Regions from separate parts of the Homo sapiens genome. Here region 2 is linked to region 1. A link is a loop called in an ENCODE intact Hi-C map of the cell type or tissue named here. Cell type or tissue: sigmoid colon. All regions are shown on one strand. Links, peaks and the distances in the headings refer to the core of each region. The heading gives the core; the rest is flanking DNA.

Region 1 (2,912 bases), core at 101-2,600:
CTAAGATCCAGAGGGTTGAGAGTTGAAGAGTTACCCTTATACTCCTTCTGTCCTTATTTTAATACTGCGTACTCCCCTGTACACCTAGACCCTTGTCATTGTATGAATGAATGAACAGATAATTGATTTTCAATAAGGAGATGGGAAAATTGCTGAAGACCTTTGATGCCAGGAGTGTGGAGAAGGGGAAGCACTGAAGAGAGGTTTGTCCCAGTATATGCTCCTCCCACTAATTTGGCAGGGATGTGGGTTACGCCAGAGACTGGAGGAATAAGTGGACCAAACCTCTCTTACTCAAATCCTCCCTTCCTTGGGCTTCACTGTCAAATTTCCAAACCAACCATCTTTTCCAGAAAGGGTCCATAGACTGGGCATGGTGGCTCACACCTGTTATCCCAACACTTTGGGAGGCCGAGGCAGGAGGATGTCTTGAGCCCAGGAGTTTGAGACCAGCCTGGGCAACATAGGAAGACCCCATCTCTACAAAAAAAATAAAAAAATTAGCTGAGTCTGGTGATGTGCACCTATAGTCCTGGCTACTCGGGAGGCTGAGATGGGAGGATCACTTGAGCCAGAGAAGTCAAGGCTGCAGTGAGCCATAATTGCACCACTTCACTCTGGCCTGGGTGGCAAAGTAAGACTCTGTCTCAAATAAATAAAAGAAAAAGGGTCCATAGGATTCACTGCTCCTTAGTCCTCATGGCTGTCCACGTGTGCATAACTTCCGGCAAGGTCAACTGAACCGAAACAGAAGTCATTTCCTTAGGGGTGAAACAAATAAGGCATGAAAAACTAAAGGGTAAACAACTGTATTTTTTTGAGGGATGGGACTCTAGCAAAGTATCAGAATTAAGGCAGGCCTTTGAGGTTTTCTTTCCTTAAAATGATGCTTGATTGATCTCCTCAGTCTATACTTTGTGAACACAGTGTCCAATGCAGGCAGCCTTGCTCGCTTCATAGAAAAAAACCACAGCTCTTCTAATTGTGGCTCTAGCCTATGGAGTGATGATTCTCCCTATGTATGTTCTATCTGGGCCAATCCCAGAGAAGTTTAAGACACTGTTGTTCCAGGGGAAGAGCAATAAAATAGCTAGCATGGATGATTTATACCTGGAACTCATTAAATTTGTTTCCTCTTCTACATCTAAGCTAGCCAAGTATTTTTTGCCGTGGTTTGCTGGCATTTTCCCATCCATCTGGACACATGCCAGAGATAACCCCTCTCATAAAGAACTTTGGAACTATGACTTGAAATAGTGCAGACTTGCATCATGTTTAGCTGTTTGGCAAAGTGGCTTGAAAAATGTGAGTACTTGACGATTTCAAACTGTTGGCAATAATAGGATCTTCTGTTTCCAGGAACACTCTCAGGCTTTTAGGTCTTGTTGTTCTGCTTAAATTATACCAGGTACTAGCCATATTTCTAAGAGTATTTCCTAACATGGGGTCTAAGGATTGTTTGTGTGTGTGTGTGTGTGTGTGTGTGTGTGTGTGTGTGTGTGTATGAGACAGAGGAAGATACAGAGACAGAAAGAGACAGAAAGATGGAGAAAAAGAGACAAAAAGAGACAGAGAGGCAGAGATAGAGTCCTCACTCTTGACTGCAGCTCCTGAAGGAGTTCTTAGAAGCAACTGACACTATTGTCGGAGCATCAGAAATTGGAGTGGGAGAATTAGGTGAAGGCTGAATGAAATGTCAGAGAAGGTTGTAAGGACAGAAAGCAGTCATTCACATTAAGAGGTGAAGGAATATTGTCATAGAATAAAGGGAAGGAAAGATAATTTAAAGAAAAGAATAGAGGTCTTAGACAATCTGCTTGATGATCAAGAATTTCTGACACCAAGAAATAGAAGAATGTACACTTCTCAGAAAAGAGACCATTGGATTAGCATAGAAGGAACCTCCCAAGTTCTTCTGAAGGATGTGGCCCCTGCCCAGCCAATTGGAAGAGAACAACCAAAAAGTTTCTTTGTAGTAGAGGATGCACTGTGATCTCAAGAAACAACTCGTAGCTTCTCTCTAACTTAGGGGAACACAAGGAATCCCTGAGAAACCTAGAAGAGCTGATTAAGCTGAGTCACAGCAGGATACAGTGGCTCATGCCTGTAATCCCAGCACTTTGGGAGGCCGAGGCAGGAGGATTACTTCAGTGGGAGTGTTTGAGAGCAGCCTGGGCAACATAGGGAGACCCCATCTCTATAAAAACAAAACAAAAACAAATATTGATTATAATCATGTATGTGCATGGTAGTGCATGCCTGTGATCCCAGCTACTCAGGAGGCTGAGGTGGGAGGATTGCTGGAGCCCAGGAGGTCAAGGCTGCTTTGAGCCAGGATTGTGCCAATGCACTCTAGCCTGAGCAACAGAGAGATATCTCGTTTCAAAAAGAAAAAGAGAAAAGGAAAAAGTTGAGTCACATTTATGACGGGCTGGAGGAATGAACAAAGAAAAGCTAAGAAAAGGGAAAAGATCCAGGGATGTCTGATGGAACCATTCACGTAAGCCAATGGGTGCCGCCAGTGCTCATAAAGACAATACCTGCCTCATCTTAGATGAAAAAATATGGCGCATGAAGACATAAGTGTTTGTATGGTTACATAACTAGTACATGAGCATCATTCTTGTCTTCCCATAGGGTTTGGAGGACTTCATAGTGGTAAGCTTGTCACAAACAGATGAGAGTTAGTGAGCACCTCATGCATAATCCATCCAGCATCACAGGCCTCGTCCCCTGCCTGCTTCCCTCCGCAGCCTCGAGAAAAGTGAACAGCTCTCTCTCTGCTGCTCACACCAATTGGTGCTCCTGGGGTAGCAGATGACTAGACGATGGAAATATTTTATAGATCCTGTGATTTCAAGAGTAGAGAAAGTAGATTTTTGAAGAGGAGAAATCACTTAGAGGAAGTGACC
Region 2 (2,912 bases), core at 112-2,611, 58 kb before region 1:
AGAAGCAGAATCCTAAGTGTGCTATATTGGGAAATTTCATTGGAAGGCTTCCCTGAGGAACAAATAATGATTGAAATGAAAAGCCATGGAGAAGTGGCTCACCTGGTCTCCTGAAGTGTCCACCTTTTGCCTCCCCACTAGTTCCTCTGAGATTTTTAGGTAAAAGGGTTATTAAGGTGGATTTAAAGAAGTTTTGTCTTATTTCTGGTTTTCAGCTAACTAGCAAAACTAAAATGTGTCTAGAGCTAGTCCCAGGTAATTTCCCCTAACTCTTCACAAGTTAATCACAGATTCACAAAGTGAACTTTTTAAAGCTATTTGTTTTGTTAGTCTAAGAAGTAAACATGCTAATGTAACTAACGAAATGTCTTGAAGAAACATTAAAGTTTGGAAATAATGTCCATCTCTGGCAAATAGTGGAACTTAGCCCTCCCAAAATACTACAGGTATCAGTTATGAAGGCTACAAGTTTGTATCAAAGAGGTGGAATGAAGGGACGTGGGAGACTGGGTTTAAATTTTTGCTTTGCTTTTTTTTGTTTGTTTGGAGTGCAGTGGTACAATCATAGCTCACTGCAGCCTGAAACTCCTAGACTTGAGGGATCCTCCCATCTCAGCCTCCTGAGTGTCTGGGACTACAGGCATGTTCCACCATACCTGGCTAAGTTTTTTAATTTTCAGTAGAGCCAGGGTCTCACTATGTTGGTTTCAAACTCCTGGCCTCAAATGATCCTCCAGCCCTGGCCTCCGAAAGTACTGAGATTACAGGTGTGAGCCACTGTGCCCAGCCTCCAATGCTTTTTCTAACTGCCAACCTTGGGCAGGTCCTTTGACACCTCTGGGCTGTGTGTGTGTGTGTATGTGTGTGCGTGTGTTTTCTTCTGTAGATGAGGAAGTGAGGTTAGCTCCTTTCTGGCTTCAAGGCAGCAAGTAGAGGCCTTTTGTTACATGCATGTGGTTTCAGAATCAGACCTGTAATTGAACCTCGGGCTTGCCACCCACAGTCTGGGAGGCCTTGGAAAATGTACTGCTTCCTCTGGAGCCCCAGGTTTCTCTTTAAAACTGGAATAACTAATGTTAAGGTTATCATGAGGACAAATGATGTAACAAACCATGTGCTCAGCTCAGAGCCCAGCACAAGGTAAAGGTATGTAACAGGCCACCAAAAAAATGAACCTCCTAAAGTAATGGGTGGTAAGTTAGCACAGTATGCCTATCTGTACTGCATTCGATGCTTCTGCAAGTCCTGGCTGCTAAGCATGTGTTGCCCTAGTGAATGTAAATCTTAATAGGAAAAGAATAATTCCAAGCACTTAGAAAGTGAAGGAGGCAATGATTTTTACATGTGTACGGATCAAACGGAATCGTTCCACTGAATGTGCATGAGCCCTCGCCTCAGTGCTGGTGAAGGCAGCCAACAGCTGTTTCTATTTAATTCTTCAACTTGATCTCGCCCATTCCCAGCCTCCCAGCTCTACCAGAGCAGCTGGAAGTCCTCACAGATTCTTTTGTGAAGCTTCCCTTCCCAGGGCAGGCCGGAGCCAGCCCTGCTTTCCCTGTATGTTTGCTATGATTCCTCTAGTTTTCACTTGACCTCCTGTGCCTGTTAGTTCCCATGCAGTTCTGAATTGGTCTTTTGAGCTTTTAGCTATCGCCAAAGCCTCTGACTGTTCTTCTCTCAAGGTGGGAAGGAATGCATATGGGAATATGGGGAAACAGAATAAGCTTTTGTGGTGCACACTGTTCGTTGCCAACTCAAATTCATTGTCCCTGTCTCTTTTGCTAGTGGAACCTCAGTTTTGTTCAGGGTGGTAATATGCCCGATAAAATGTTGACTTCAACCCTCGCAGCTAGGGGTGGCCAAGTGGAGTAGTCTGGCCGATAAGATGTAAGAGGAAGTTGCCGAGTGGGGCTGTTGGGAAAGCTCTTTATAAAGGAGCTATCTCAAAGGTCATGCTTTTTTTTTTTTCTCCACTTCACCAGGCACTTCACTGGGCCTGACTGCAGAAGCACTGCCTGGAGGTGTAGGAAACATCTCACAAAAATGGAGCTGAAGGCCATGGTCTCGGATGAAAGAGGACAGAGCTCAAAATAGGGTGAGTTACCCCTGGCACCATGGAGCTGCCAAACCAACCTTGGATGACCTAACTCTGGAATCCTTTTTGACATGAAAAGAATGGAACTCCTGTTTCATTTAAGGTAATGTTTAGTTGTTTCTTCTGTTATTTGCAGTATAATGCAAACCTAAGTGATACTACTTTTTGTGTGAAAATAAGATAAGTATTTGTCTGTGTCCATGGGAGAAGTAATAAACTCACCAGCATAGAATGAATTTAAGCAAAGGTTAGATAGACATCACTCAGGGGTGTTTAAAGGGATTCTTGCATTAAGTGGAAAGTTGAACTTGGCAGAAAAGCAGAATGTTTATTAAAGAAAAACCATTTGGGATAAAAGTGGCTTATGGCACCTCAAAGTTAAATTTCAATTACTGTAAAATAAAATTTCTTTATTATTTTAGCACTTAAGGAAGCTACAATTCTATGTGTATAACATATTCCTGTTTCCTACATTTTTTTCAAATCTATGAGGATTAAGAAAACATTTTTAAAATCTGCAGGATTTTAGGAAACACAGCAGAATTTTCATTCAGTGAATCAAGTTCACCTTAATTAAAAAGTTGATTTTAAAAATCGTTATCATTTATGACAGCCTGGATGAAACTGGAGGACACTATGCTAAGTGAAAAAGCCAAGCACAGAAAGACAAATACTATATGATCTCACTCATATGTGGAATCTTAAATGTGGAACTCACAGAAGCAGAGAGTAGAATGGTGGTTACCAAGGTTCAGGGTTGAGGAGAGGAGACTGGGAAGTTGGTAGAAGGATACAAAACTTCAGTTAGGAGGAATCT

What was found. Peaks named below come from ENCODE experiments on the same cell type or tissue, not always from the same donor. Only the 100,000 strongest peaks of a DNase experiment are listed, where the experiment ranks them.
Region 2: it touches region 1 in a loop (4-fold over the local background); 3 of 110 quality-filtered maps call a loop at or near these places.

The regions. Positions count from the first base shown.
Region 1 is chr18:61,958,467-61,961,378 of GRCh38, reverse strand. No RefSeq gene overlaps it. Among named protein-coding and RNA genes, the nearest start is that of RNF152, 67 kb to the right of the region's middle. RefSeq lists an enhancer at 2,632-2,801. In sigmoid colon, for the core only: no CTCF peak of the experiment used is centred there; a DNase peak (open chromatin) is centred at 1,208.
Region 2 is chr18:62,016,812-62,019,723 of GRCh38, reverse strand. It overlaps a transcript of PIGN not described here. Among named protein-coding and RNA genes, the nearest start is that of RNF152, 130 kb to the right of the region's middle. In sigmoid colon, for the core only: no CTCF peak of the experiment used is centred there; a DNase peak (open chromatin) is centred at 1,473.